Regions from separate parts of the Homo sapiens genome. Here region 2 is linked to region 1. The links are chromatin contacts, found by Hi-C in ENCODE. All regions are on one chromosome and are shown on one strand. Each heading gives the region's core, a stretch centred on a gene start or an enhancer-like site at or near the end of the contact. The rest is flanking DNA. Distances are from core to core; before and after follow the strand shown.

Evidence for each region. A loop is a pair of places that touch in the nucleus more often than their neighbours do. Pooled maps may share reads with other maps.
Region 2: a map of HepG2 shows a loop between it and region 1 (2.1-fold over the local background). The contact joins two enhancer-like sites. A Hi-C loop is called at or near these places in 6 of 168 maps with a recorded cell type or tissue (HepG2, aorta, ascending aorta and 3 more), 1 of 37 single-sample maps with no recorded cell type and 9 of 50 pooled maps.

The regions. Positions count from the first base shown.
Region 1 is chr1:3,109,511-3,116,483 of GRCh38, reverse strand. The region is part of intron 1 of PRDM16 (PR/SET domain 16); the gene reads right to left. Among named protein-coding and RNA genes, the nearest start is that of MIR4251, 15 kb to the left of the region's middle. RefSeq lists enhancers at 1,681-2,256, 2,257-2,833. Within about 2 kb of position 2,973, at least 3 of the 41 ENCODE cell types and tissues checked have a DNase peak (open chromatin) inside an H3K27ac peak, as active enhancers do; they include ascending aorta, where a contact is called at or near this core.
Region 2 is chr1:3,168,712-3,175,586 of GRCh38, reverse strand. The region is part of intron 1 of PRDM16 (PR/SET domain 16); the gene reads right to left. Among named protein-coding and RNA genes, the nearest start is that of MIR4251, 44 kb to the right of the region's middle. Within about 2 kb of position 4,951, at least 22 of the 41 ENCODE cell types and tissues checked have a DNase peak (open chromatin) inside an H3K27ac peak, as active enhancers do; they include ascending aorta, where a contact is called at or near this core.

The sequences.
Region 1 (6,973 bases), core at 1,724-4,223:
AATGGGGTCTGGGCATCCAGGCTGGGCTGCCATCTTGAGGGCAAAATTCTCACAGGAAGGGAGCAGGGAGGTACGGTGCCACGTCTCCAGGCCACCCGTGAACCCGCGTCCCCCCCGTCATTGGCCCTGGCTCTCGGTTCTCACACTGTGGGTATTAAGCACGCACCGCGGAGTGAGCACGCCGGCGCAGGGCAGCCGGGGAGCTCTGCCTACTGTCCCCCCATGAGAGGGACACACTGCAGAGACACGGGTGCCATGGGGTCTGGAACCATCCCTCCCTGCCACCTGTTCTCCCCGGTAAGGAACAATTCAACGGCCACCAGTGCTGCCCCTGAGATGACCACCCACGCTAGGCCTGACCTTGACCTCCCTGAACCCCAAGGACTCAACCTGACGCCTGCCGTGTGAGGGGCTCCGGCTGGCCACACCTGCCTGCGTTTAGCACCTGCCATCGAGCCCCGCCCCCTGGGGAGCTGCAGACGCTGGGAGGGGCCGCCTGGGAGTCCTCCCGGGAGGCTGGGGCATGGACAGCCTAGATAGCAGCCCCCCAGATGCTGGACACAGGGTGGGAGGCTGCAGTGCTGGCCTCCTGACACCCGAGACTTCAAAGCATGGGCCAGAGAAGAGAAGAGGTGGGCAGAGCCAGGTAGAACAGAAACAGCTTTTGGGAAGACAGCACCTGGCATTGGGCACCAGCGGCCCGAGGGCACCCCGAGGATGCCAACCTGTAGCCATAGGAGATGCCGTGTGGAAGGCAGGACTGCAGGCCAAGGGCTAGACGCCCAGGCCAGCGGCAGCCCCCGGTCAGCCCGGCCTTTGCCCCCATCACTCAGGGGATGCCAAGACCCTCCGTGGCCCCCGCCCCCTCTCGGCTTCACTCAGGCTTACGGCGGAGGCCGGCGCCGGGGCAGTGTGCACAGACTATGGGGGGATCTCGCCTTTGTCCACATAAACGCCACTCGCTAGGCTGGCGCTCCACTGCCTGATGGAATATTGATCCTCAGAGTGCAAAGTCCGCGTGCCATTAGTCCAATCTCTCTCAAGCTGACACAATCCCATCATTTGTCATCTCCCCGTCCCGCTGGGTTTGCTCAGGAGCTGGCGTATTTGCTCTCTCTGCCACTTTCCAGGCCCCCTGCACTCCCTTTCTGACGGGCGCTGATGGGGCCACCACATTCTCACAGCCCCTCTGCCCCCACTGATGGGACAGCTGGGGCTGGCTGGGGTCTGAAGCCTTCACATGAGGGTCTCATGAACTCCAATGTGTGGGGGACCCAGGAGAGGCGGGGTCACAGGGTGATGGGTGCCATCCAATAGCGAGTGCCCCCCCAACCACTCACCGAGGAATGTGATGATGTGGGAGGAGCGGGGCAGGGCACAGAAGGCTGCAGCACTCAGGCTCAGAGGCTGGCCAGGCCCACACTGTGGCTGAAAACCAAATGTGTCACTCTGTGCACCAGACTCCAGAGGCTACACCCAGATGTCACCAGCCAGGGGTGGGGTGGGCCCAGGGGCGAGGTCAGAGGAGAAGGAGGCCTTGGCCAAGTGTGCAGGGAGGCGCCTCTCCTCACCCTGAGGGCTGAGTGCGAATCCTGCATCCCGGCCAGGGCCTCTTCCTCCCCTTCCCACAACATCTGGGACTCTGGAGATCAATTGCAGGGCTGACCTGGGATGGTCTGGGCAGGGCTGGGAGTGGTGGCTGTTTGGTGAAGCGCAGGAGCTCCCCGTCAGGGGCCTGCACCCCACCATCTACCCGGCTGCAGGAGGGTGCCTTCCCTCTGTGTGTGTGTGCACCCGGGTGCATGTGTGCATGTGTGTTTGTGTGTGCACGTGTGTGTGCTTGCACATATGTGTGTGTTCATGTGTGTATGCACGTGTGTGCATGTGCACGTGTGTTCTTGTGTGTGCAAGTGTGTGCTTGTTTGTGCACGTGTGTGTGTTCATGTGTGCATGTGTGCGTGTGTTCATGTGTGTGTGCATGCGCGTGTGTGCGTGCGTGCGTGTCTGTTTACACTGCGTGTGTGCGTGTGTGTGCGTGTGCGTCTGTTTACACCTGGTGTGTGCATGTGTGTGCGTGTGTGTGCGCGTGCGTGCGCGTCTGTTTACACCTGCGTGTGTGCGTGTGTGCATGTGTGCATGCGTGCGCGTCTGTTTACACTGCGTGTGTGCGTGTGTGTGCGTGCGTGTGCGTTTCCACTGCGTGTGTGCGTGTGTGTACGTGTGCGCGTGCGTGTGCATGTTTACACTGCGTGTGTGCGTGTGTGTTCGTGTGCGTGTGTGCGTGCGTGTGCGTGTGTGCGTGTGTGTGCGTGTGTGTGCGTGTGTGTGTGCGTGTGTGCAGTGTGCAGAGATACACGCCGCTGTCTTACTGCAGCACGGCGCCATCACAAATGAACATGCAAATACAAATCTACACTTCAAAACTTGGCAACTTTGTCCCTGAAACTCCTCCGCACATGACTAGTAGGTTTAAAAACAAAACCAAAGAAAACAGAGGAACCACTCCAGTGTTTGTCCTTCACATCCCGAGTGGGAGAGAAAAAAAAGAAAAAAATTCTCCCTCAAAATGAAACAGAAAATATTCTCAAGGGAAAGCATCTAACTCCTTCGATTCCAGAGCTTCTGAGCCCAGAGCCGGCCTGAGGGAGGCAGACACAGGGGCACCTTCGAGGGAGTCTGGGCCTCCCTGCCAGGATGCAGCCTCTGCCTCTGGCCCAGGGCCCCCAGACGGGGGTTCTGCCCTGGGGCACGCGGCCATGTCTGGGGATGTGTTTGGTGGTCAGCTCTGAGGGGGAGCCACCCTGGTCTGGTGGGTGGGGGCCGGGAATGCTGCTCAGCGCCCTGCAGTGCCCAGGACGACCAGCAAGACAAGGGATTATTCGGAGCAAAGTGTCAGTGACGCCAAGGCCAGCCATGGACGCAGGCCCCTCCCGCTGGCTCAGGCCTCGGCCTTGGTCATAATGGGTCTGTCTCGTCCCCTCCCCTCCCTCCCTCCCTCCTTCCTCCGAGCCTTCCTCTCTAGGCACCTTTGCTAAGCACCTAGTAAGTGCAGGTCCTGGGCATCCCCACGCCCTCCCCTGCCCAGCTGAGGACTGAGTCACACTCGGGCTGGGACCTGCAGTGAAGGAGCCACTGTGTTCCAGGGTCACAATCCCCTAGCCGTCCTGTCTCCTCCGGGCCCCTGTCCTGCTTCCCCTCCCACTCCCCTGCACCTGATGCTCCCTCCAGTGGCCCACAGCCAGGCCACCGCAGACGGGCTGACCAGAGCTTGGGGGAGAACATTGCAGTGTGCACAGCACGGGTGTCCAGCCCCCTCCGTGGAGTCCCTGTGGCCCAGTAATATCTCAGATCTGCTGGAGCCACACAGGCCACAGCCCCCTCCACAAGAGGCCCCCCAGTATCACAGAGGCTGGCTGTTCCCTGGGTCTGCTTCTAGCTGGGGCTCTGGGTGCCCCATGGCAGGCCCTGCACCAGTCTGGGAAGACTTGCATGGCACAGGGAGCACACCCCAGTCCTTGTAACTGCCAGCTGAGCCCTTTGCACATGTGACCTCAGTGAGTTCCCACAGGCTCTCCCCGCAAGAAGGATGGCCCGGGACCCCGTTCCACAGGAGGATGATGGGGCTGGAGCCCAGGCGGGCCCTCGGGGCTGCCCACCCCTTTGCCTCCCTGAGCGACTCCAATTAGGGGAGTGCAGACCTCAGACGGATTTGCCAATGCAAGGGTGACTATGCCCTTAGCTGGCAGAAACCCTCACCGGGGAGCAGCTGCCCGGCTGCAGGGGGTGGTCCACGCAAGTGGGAAGGCCCTGTCTGCAGGAATGCGGCCCGGCCAGGGCACCAGCGATGGAGGACAGGCTCCACAGACGCTCCCTCCACCAGCAGCGTGGGTTGGAGCTGCAGGCTGCTGGAGTCAGGGCAGCAAACATCAATCCCCAGGCGAAGGCCACTGAGCGGGGCCCTGGGGCGAAGCCGGCCCGGGAACACAGAGCCTTCCCGTGCAAACTGCCTCCCGCACCCCAGGCTGTGCAAGCGCGGGGCTCCTCTTACTTGAAAAAAGAATGTTTACAGACCAAGATAATGCTTATGACTAGAGAGAAGCGAAAAGAGAGGCTGAGAGGCCGGTTCCCGGGGCCCACGATGGATGCTCAGCCCTGAAATTTCATCATTTCGTATAAGTGGGAATTTGGGGACAAAGCCGTGCTCCCTTCTGTTTCCTCTGCCTTTTGTCACCACGGGTGAAACGCCGAGGCTCCTCCGAGGTCCGTTTAATCCTTTTAAGTGATGCCCTGAAACCAACTTTTCCTTCGCTAAGACCTTTTTGGTATTCTCTTCTGAATTCACCCCCAAAAATAAGGGGGGGAAAGGAACTTCTCAAGTTAGTGAGCGTGGATGGGGCAGGAGTTTTATTAAAGTCTTTTCTGTTTACTTCCCACCTAGATAAGATCTTAATCACAGCCCCCCAATTATCCGCACTGACATTTATCAAGGCCGGTCCTCCCTCGCCGCCGCGCCGGCCCATCAGCCTTTCTTCCTGCCCTCCCTCTCAATGGAAGTTAATTTCGAGTACATGATTTATCTTGCTGGGGAGCGGCGCAGAGGCGGCCCACCTTTTCAAAGGGCGGGCTGGGGAGTGAATTATCGTGGCGCTGTCCAGTGATTGGGTTCTGCGGGGAAGGAGAATAGGCAGCCGTGTGTCGCCTGATGTGGCGCTGGGCCTTTTCAGCCGCGAAGAAAAAAAGATTAGGCCTCTGACAGCGGGGCTGACAGGCGAGCCCAAGGCAGCAGACAAAAGGCCGGTACCTGAAAGCCGGCCTGCGCCCCCGCCCCAGGGGGCGTGCGCCCCTGACCTGCGCCTCCTTTCCGTGCGCTGGGCTCCCCCAACCTTGCTCGGCACCCTCCTCCCTCTTCCCCTTCCTCCTCCTTCTCTTCCTTATCCCACCTCTTTCCCTCCGCTCTCCCCTTCCCCTCCTTCTCTGGTCTTCCCTCTTCGAGGCCTCCTTGCCTGTCCTCCTCCCCACAGGAGTCCGCGTGGCACTGGGTCCACACAGGTGCCTGGCCTGGCTTTCCACCCCTTGACAAGAATCCTGCCTCCATGTGTGGACTTCCCCCCAGCACCACCTTCAGGAGGGAGACTCTTGTCCATCCTGCCTCCCCCACTGCCCAGTGCAGGATCACACAGAGGCCGGTGCTGCCCGCACCCCACTAAGGCCGTGGCCGAGGACAAGCCTCTTTCCCTTCTCTCCGCGTCTCCCAGGGGCCTTGGCACAGGCAGGCTGTGACGTGGGCACAGGGGCCCAGCAGTGGCCAGCAGGGCCCAAGGCCAGGTGTGGACAGGGTCCTAGGGGCCTGCCCTGGGAATCCCTGGGCCCCTGCACGTGAGCCAGCGTGGAGCCTCCCACCTCCAGCTTCCCCATCTCACACTCGGCAGGTGTGGGGCCCAGGGATTCCTCAATACATCGGTGCCACATCCTCACCAGCCCACGAAGCTAGGCTGGCAATGGCTCCCCTGCCGTCTTGCCCAGAACCGGGCAATCTCTGGCCTCCTTCGATTTAGACCCATCCCCCACCCCACCCCGGGGCATCAGGCGGCAAGGACTCGGCAACTGTTCTTATCCCAAGAGCTGCACCTCATCCCGGCCCCAAGCATGTGCCCCTCACACGTGGCCTCCATCCCTCCCACGCTCCTGTTAAAGAGAGGCTGAGCCGGAACATTCTCTCCAGGACCACAGGAAGCCCACAACTCAGAGATGCCACGTGAGGAGAAGGAAAGTTCACACCAAGCTGATCTTGACATCCTAACAGAAATACATTCTCTCTTTAGATAATGATTTGCATGAATACTTGAGAAAACACCCACGTTAGGTCCAACTTCAATCACTAAAATACGTTCCCCAGGACATGGGGGAGCCACAGACACTGTGTCCCCACACCCAGGACATGGGGGAGCCCCTGAGCACTGTGTCTGCACACCCAGGACATGGGGGAGCCTCAGACACTGTGTCCCCACACCCAGGACATGGGGGAGCCCCTGAGCACTGTGTCTGCACACCCAGGACATGGGGGAGCCTCAGACACTGTGTCCCCACACCCAGGACATGGGGGAGCCGCAGACACTGTGTCCCCACACCCAGGACATGGGGGAGCCCCCGAGCACTGTGTCCCCACACCCAGGACATGGGGGAGCCGCAGACACTGTGTCCCCACACCCAGGACATAGGGGAGCCACAGCCACTGTGTCCCCACACCCAGGACAGAGGGGAGCCCCCGAGCACTGTGTCCCCATACCCAGGACATGGGGGATCCACAGACACTGTGTCCCCACACCCAGGACATGGGGGAGCCGCAGACACTGTGTCCCCACACCCAGGACATGGGGGAGCCACAGCCACTGTGTCCCCACACCCAGGACAGAGGGGAGCCCCCGAGCACTGTGTCCCCATACCCAGGACATGGGGGAGCCGCAGACACTGTGTCCCCACATCCAGGACACGGGGGAGGCACAGACACTGTGTCCCCACACCCAGGACATAGGGGAGCCCCCGAGCACTGTGTCCCCACACGCAGGACATGGAGGAGCTGCTGTCTGTGTCTGTGTCTGGAAAGAGGTGATGCCAGCTGAGCCCATATCCAACACAAATGAGCTTCCCCTGAAAAACACACCGGCCACTCATCCATTCTCTCCATGGGCCACTCAGGTGATATTTGGGGGGAAATTTGGCTTTGAGACCCCGTAATAACTCCCATACTCGTTTGCTTTCATGTCCTTTGCTCAAGCACACAGACGGGATGGAAATTCCCCTGCCACACTCCCCGGGATGGACTTGATGCTTTCCTGGAGGAGTTCGGATTCTTGCCCAGATGAAAAGCCCTAAGGGCTGCTCAATTAGTCCTCGGCGGAAGCCCCGGTCTAATGGTCTGTGATGCTTCACTAGGGCCTCCCAGGAGCGTTTAGTATTAGACAGTTATTAAAGG
Region 2 (6,875 bases), core at 3,702-6,201, 57 kb before region 1:
TTTTCCTTCTCAGAACCAAGCAGGGAGGAGTGCTGTGTAGTGGGTCAGAGACCTGGAGAATGTTCCCCCAACTGGGTGCCTATGAGTCCCCATGAGCAGTGAAGGGCCATCCTGCCCCCTGAACAAAACAGGGAGAGGGAGAGGTGGGCGCATCAGGCAGGCTGTGGTTGTGGGAGAGCTGATCGGGGAGAGCAGGCACGCACGGAGGCAACTTCTAGAGAAAAAATAGGGTGTTCCCATTCCTCACAGAGGATTCTGTACACCTACATCTCTGCCGAGTATACCCTGGTGAACAGAAGGCCCTTCTTCAGTGGGAGGGCTCCTGGAGCGGCAGGGTCATCCTGAAGGCCCCTTCCCAAAAACAGTTTGCTAGAAAGAGAAACTTGGGAACTGATGGAGTTCTATCTTGTTCTTCTGTCTTTAAAACTGTGCGGTAAAGGCAATAGCTTCTCCCCTCGCCCTGGATCTTGGCTTTGAGACAAGAACAAAGCTGTCGTAACTCCAGGAAATGGTGCTAGGAGGAGCCTTGGCCGCTGGTCCCACCTTCTGACCAGCCCGGGACCGCGGCTGCCCTGCGGCACTGGGACTCATTGGCATTCCCCTTCTGAGCGTCTGTGCCCAGAACCAAGCGGCCGCTATTAACACAGCAGATTGATAGCACTGAGAAAGCCGTTTCTGCAAACATGCTAAATATTAATATGATCAATTGCCGTTTCTATCTCAAACCTGCACCCGGGACCTGGCCCACAGAGACTGGGGAACGTTGAACCCCAGCTGCAGGGCTGATGAAGCCGAATTGTCATTAGGGCCCGGGAGAGCCTGGGAAGACGGAGCCCTGACCTCAGAGACAGGCTCCCAGCCCTCTTGGAGCCACCGAAGCACAGAAATTTCCCCAGCAAAGAGGTGGGGCTTCCTGCCTTATCTCCCCAATCCTGACCAGATGCAAACCCCCAGCCTGGCTACCTTCACACACACTCGCCTTTGTCGCAGACACGGAGGGAGGCAGGGACAGTCCACAGTGCTGCCTTCACTTTAGAGATGAAGGAAGCAGATTGAGACCCACTCCAGGGCTTGTCCAGGTCACACAGCAGGCAAGCACAGACCCTGCCCTTCTGACTCAGGGAGTCTCCACCAGCCCCCACTGTCACCCAGGCTGGCCAGCGGCTCCCAAGACTGTAACCAGTTGAATGATGTCACCCCAAAAGGTGCATTCAAGCCCTAACCCCCAGGCCTCAGAATGTGACCTGATTCGGAAATAAGGTCTTTATAGTGGTAATCAAGTTCAGGTGAGGTCACTAGGGAGGGCCCTAATTCAATGGGACTGATGTCCTTATAGGACAAGGAGAAGGACACAGAGACATGCCCAGGTGACACCCATATGATGACAGAGGCAGGGATTTGCCCCGAGCCAAGGAATGCCTGGAGCCACCAGAAGCTGGGAGAGGTGAGCGGGGACTCTTCCCCTAGGACCTCCAGAGGGAACAAGACCCTGTCCACAGCCTGGCTTTGTGTCTCTGGCCTCCGGAGTAGGAGCACACCCTTCGGTTGTTTCAGTCCATCCAGTTTGTGCTCTTTCGTTAAAGCAGACCCAAGACACTCACACAAAGACCAAAGCGACCATAGCACGGGCCATAGCACGGGCCCGGCCGAGAACACATGACCCTCCTTGCCAGCCCCTCTGGCTGTAACGTGCTCCTGGTGCCCTGAAGCAGGTTGTTGGCCCCCTTCTCTCAGAGGAAGAACAAAGGCTTTGCACCGGGAGCATAAACCACCCAGAGGAACCGCATTGCTGAGCACGGAGCCTCGGCCCCATGACAGCCTGGAGGATGTGTGACTGCCATTCACCCCACCAGGGGCCGGCCCTGAAGCTCGGAGAGAAGCACATCCGCTGCCAAGGGGAAGGGCAAACAGCCCCAGCCTCTGCGCAGCCCACGCCTCTGGGGCAGGCGGGTGGGCCTGGCTGCGCTGCACAGACCACCACAAAGTCCCACTGGGGTCCACGAAGCCACTGCCCACGAACGCCCCTCCCAGCCCCTGGAATCTCCCCTGACCAGCCGAGCTGAATCTGGCCCTCACGCAGGGCCACGGAGGCCTCTGTCGGGCAGCTCAGGCCACCTGGCCCTACCTAAAGCCGATGCATTATTCTAAGACGATTATTTATCCGTGCAATGCTCCGGGGACAGCAGCGTTCCCATTTCAGAGCCCGCATCCTGTATTTCCTCGCCGCCTCCATCGCCCCGGGCAGGCGCTGAATGACTCGCGATGCCACTGTCATTTTTATAAAGCCTTGTTCCGGGTAAAAAGCCTCTTTGTTTCAGAGAGATGTGATTTGGCCTTTTTTCTTCCTCTCCTTTATTCCTTGGTTAATATACCACTTCCCTGAGCCCCGGGGGCAGCAAGGTAGCCACGGATTGCTCACATCTCACTGTTTCCCTCCTGAATCACAGCCGAGGCTCCCTGGCCCTGCGCTAAGCAGCATCTGGGCGGCAGCAGAGCGGGGTGCCTCTCCTTAACCCTTCACTGTGCATGCACTGGACCCCTCAAATACCAGGCGGTGTTGGCTCCAAGCACTAGCTCCACGAGCTAAGATCTGGCATCGTGACAGCGTGCTTCTAGAAAGACTGTGGGCAGATACATGTAACATCAAATGTATCATTTCAGTCATTGTTCAGCGCACAGCTCAGTGGCATTAAGCACATTCATGCTGTGCGCTGCCTTCAGTCACCACCACCCATCTCCAGAACTCCTGCATCTCCCCAGAGAGAAAGTCTACCCCACAGACACTCTCCATCCCCTCCCCCAGCCCCGGCAGCCACCATTCTACTTTCCGTCTCTATGCATGTGATAACTCTAGGGACCTCCCGTAAGTGGGATCCTACACTATTGCCCTTTCACAGCCGGCTTACTTAGCTTAGCACAAGGTCCTCAAGTTTCCTCCAGGTGGTGGCGTGTGTCGCCGTTTCCTTCCTTTTGAGGGCTAATAGTCCAGGCATGTGGGTGCCGCCTTTGGCTTGTCTCTTCATCTGTGGATGGACACTGTGGTGTGTCCACATTTTAGCTACAGTGAAGCACACGCCACTGTGGGAAGCACGTGTGAACATGCGTGTGCCGTCTGAATCTACGGCGTGCTCTTAGCATCAACAAAACCCAGGCTATTCCACCCAAGTGAAACGAGGCTCCTGTCAGCAGCCCCACTGCCCAGATCTCAGGGTCTCTGGAAAGCAGGTAAGGTTGACTTCCCCCACCACCCTGGTTGACTCTCATTCCTATAGGCAAGGACAGGGTCTCCTTCCAGCCTCTGTACCTTGGGAGTGGGGTAAAGCCACTTCCACCTTCTGGACCTCAGCCTCCTCCTCTGTAAAACAGGCACGAATCCAACCGGGAAGACCGTGGGGGACGTTCAGAGCCGTATGCCCTGCCCCTCACCTGCATGTGAGTGGGTGATTCTGTTCTCAACTCCTTCTCCACCCTGATTGCTAGGTGGCCCCCACACCTAGGGCAGCTGGCTTGGCAGCCGGCAGGGCCCACAGCAGCATAAGGACATCGTGGAGCCGTTGAGTACCTCACAGCCTCCCGCTGGGCCCAGGGATGCTCCTTCAGCACCGGGGACCCCGTTCTACTGGATCGCAGCTCCCCCGGTGGCGCGGAGGCCGGGGGGCTTGCACCTGGAGCTCGGCTCGCTGCTCCAGGACTTTGTGCTCGGGAGGCGCCTGATCCAAGCAGGGCGACAAGAGGTTCTGGCTGGTGGAGGGCCCGGGTGGCCACAGAGACGAGGGTCACCTCTCACCCGGAGGCTTCCTCAGGCTCTTCCTGGAGGCTCAGCCAGGTGCTTAGGTGTTCTGGAGTCCTGGGGTCCTTCCAGAAAGAGGAAGGAAAGGTTCCATGGAGCCAACCAGAACCCAGAAGGGGCCTGGGCTTGCCAGCCCGAGGAGGGCAGGACAGGAGCCAGCTCAGCTCGTGGCCAGAGCAGATTTGGGGAAGGGCCCCCCAATACACACAGCTGTGTTTCTGCAAACTCGGAGGCTGTAAGTGGGATACCGAGGGCAGAGGAAGGGATGGCCAGTGACCCTGGGATGGCCACCTCTGCCAGCTGCCAGAGCACCTGCGGCACTGAGGGTTTGGAGGGGGTTGCAATCAAGGCCAGCGTCCTCGCAGGAGGCTCTGCAGGCCAGGCCACCCGAGGACAAAGTGCACTCAGCCAGGGCTCGTTCAGAAAAGAAAACACACTCGGAGATTTCTGTTCTCTGCTTCCCTTTCCCTGGCTCTGCCCGGACAGCGAGGAGGAGGAACAAGGGGTTAAATGCTGAGCAAGCGCCGTAACAGCCGACCGCCACCAAACTATTTATAGACTTATTTATCTCTTTAGTTCCTACCAACTGGGCCTGTGGCTGCCGTGCACAGGCCAGAGCAAGTCACGCCGCAAGTAAACAAACGTGGCCCCGAAATAAAAATCGCAAGAGGGAGAGAGGGCCCCGAGCACTGTCAGTCTGGAAGGTGCAGGTCTCCGTGGGGCGCTGAGGGGTGCGGGGTCCCGCTGGGACAGGGGTGCCCCTATCCCAGCCTTCCCTTAGGGACTGCAGCGAGGCTGTGTGGGCTCTCTAGCCAAGACGGGCTGGGGAGGACAGCCTCGTTTGGGCTGGCGCCATCAGCCCGAGCTCTGGGAGCTGAAACACACGTTTCCCCGGTGGCCTGCCTCCACCGTGGCTGCTGCAGACAGAGAAGGCCATGGGCTCCCGACAGCCCTGGCTGCTGGGATGAAAACTGGGGGTTTGCATCATGGGGTGGGGAGGGCACTGTCCATGTCCGTGTGCCTCCAGCCCTGGTGACGGGAGCGGCCAGGACAGCTTTGTTGCCAATGGTGGGTGCAGGCCCTCCCTTCCCCTGCTCCCCCGGGCCCCGCCTCCTCTGGGCACAGAGGCGGGCTGGCTCACTGCCCTGGCCTGGCCTCCCACCAGAGTGGGGGTGGGGAGCTGCGGAGGCTGAGGCCTTTGAGGCCTGACTCCCCGCCCCTCGCAGCCAGGGCAGGGTCTGGGGGCCACCCAGATGCTCCTAGGGAAACTGGTGCCACCTTGGGCTCCGGCTCTCGGGGCCAGGAGGACCCTCCCTGGATAAACTCATTGCCCAGCACCTGGTCCTAATCCACTCGGCTCTGCTCCCTAATTCCCACCCACATGGTGATGGGGCTGCAGTGGAGGGGTGGGGAGAGCAGCCTGAAGGTGCTCCCATCACCCTCAGGTCCAGAGAGCCTGGGACAGCTGCAGCCCCTCTCTGGAAGCCTCACCCCTTCAGGCCTGGAGCGGGGGATCTCTGCACCCCCACCCCGGAAGGGCCTGCAGGCACTCCTGGGGGAAGCAGCCAGGCTGCAGGTGCAGGGCCACCCTGGCCCCCTGGCCGCACTTGCCCTGATGAAGACGTTCATAGTTTTAACCACGGAATCAAGAACTTAACCCTTCCCAGCCCGTCCGCGCTCAGCTGCCCTCAGATTCATTTAGCAGGCCAGCGGCGAGGAAAAAAGAAAGAAAAAAAAAATTCATTAATTTTTATTAACAGGGAGAGCCATTTGTTCCCTGTGACAATATTTGACTTGTCGAAATGATTTTCACCTCTGCCACGAGGTGTGCACAGTCCACATACATCACCCGATTACTCGGAGCGCGCGGGCCGCGGTCATTAGGCAGTGAATTAACGACAGTCCCCCCGCTATTAATCACCCTGACAAAGGCGTTAGCTCGCCGCTGACCCGAGCGTGGCCCATGGACACGGCAGCCAGGGGAGAGGGCCCGAGGCTCGGGGGGAACCAGGGGCTGCGGGGGAGCCCAGCCCTTCCCCACCTGCCCCTTCAAGATCCTGATGGCGTACAGGAGCCAGAGACGGTGGAAGTGGTGCAGGCCCTTGCGGGTGTTGGGGGGCCCGTGGGGGGCGGGCTCTGTTTTTTTTTCTTTAATCGTTTGTTTTCCTCTGTCAGCCTCTTTGTTGAGGAGGTGACAGGGATACTCTGCCCCTCAGCAACAACCCCGGGACCTGGCCTGTTATTATCTCCATTTTATGGATCAGGAAACTGAGGCACAGAGAAGCCAGCACATGCCCCAGGCTGTGCACGGGAGAGGGGTGGGGCTCAAACCCCAGGCCAACAAGCCCCTCGGCCTGCACTCCCACCCCTGTGTGGTATCTTCCAACCCCCGGCCCTGAGGAGAGTCGCTAGGGACGGGGCTCCCATGGCAACCGTAGGGTGTTTCCCTGAGCTCTGGGTCAGCCTCAGGAGTGTTTTCTAACCCTAGGGATTCAGGGTGGTGGGGGCCGGATGGAAGGGCCTTAGGAATCACATTTTTATGAGGTTTGTTTCTTCCCGAGGTTCCAAACCATGGGTTTTGTTGAAAAGAAACAGTAGAAAATCCACACAATACCTCCATGGGCCCATTTAGCATCAGGGCCAGCTGAGGCTCAGAAAGTGTCCAGGGCCACACACCACACTTGTCACAAGCCTTCCAAGTAGAGGCTGGAGACCGCAGCAGCGGCACAGCACAGGGTCTCAGGACGTCCCTCTTACAGGGGTGGGGAGGCTTCTGTTGGACTCATCAGCCTACAGGTTACAGCCCCATGTCCCCTTGCACTGGTCCTGAACCTGCACCCTGGGCGTGGCCACAGGGGTCAGCTCAGGTGGGAGGGGGTGTGGGCAGCAACCACCTGGCTCCAGGAGTAGGCTCGGTAGGCCAGAGCTTCTCATCTGCAGAAGTGGAACGACAGTGGCCACCTGGCAGGGTCCTTCTGAGCATTCCAGGAAATGATGTTGGCAGAGCACTTTCCATGGGCCGGGCAGGTGGCAGGTGGCCCGGGAAACACGGGCCCCCACTCCCTCCTCATTCCCTGACATACTT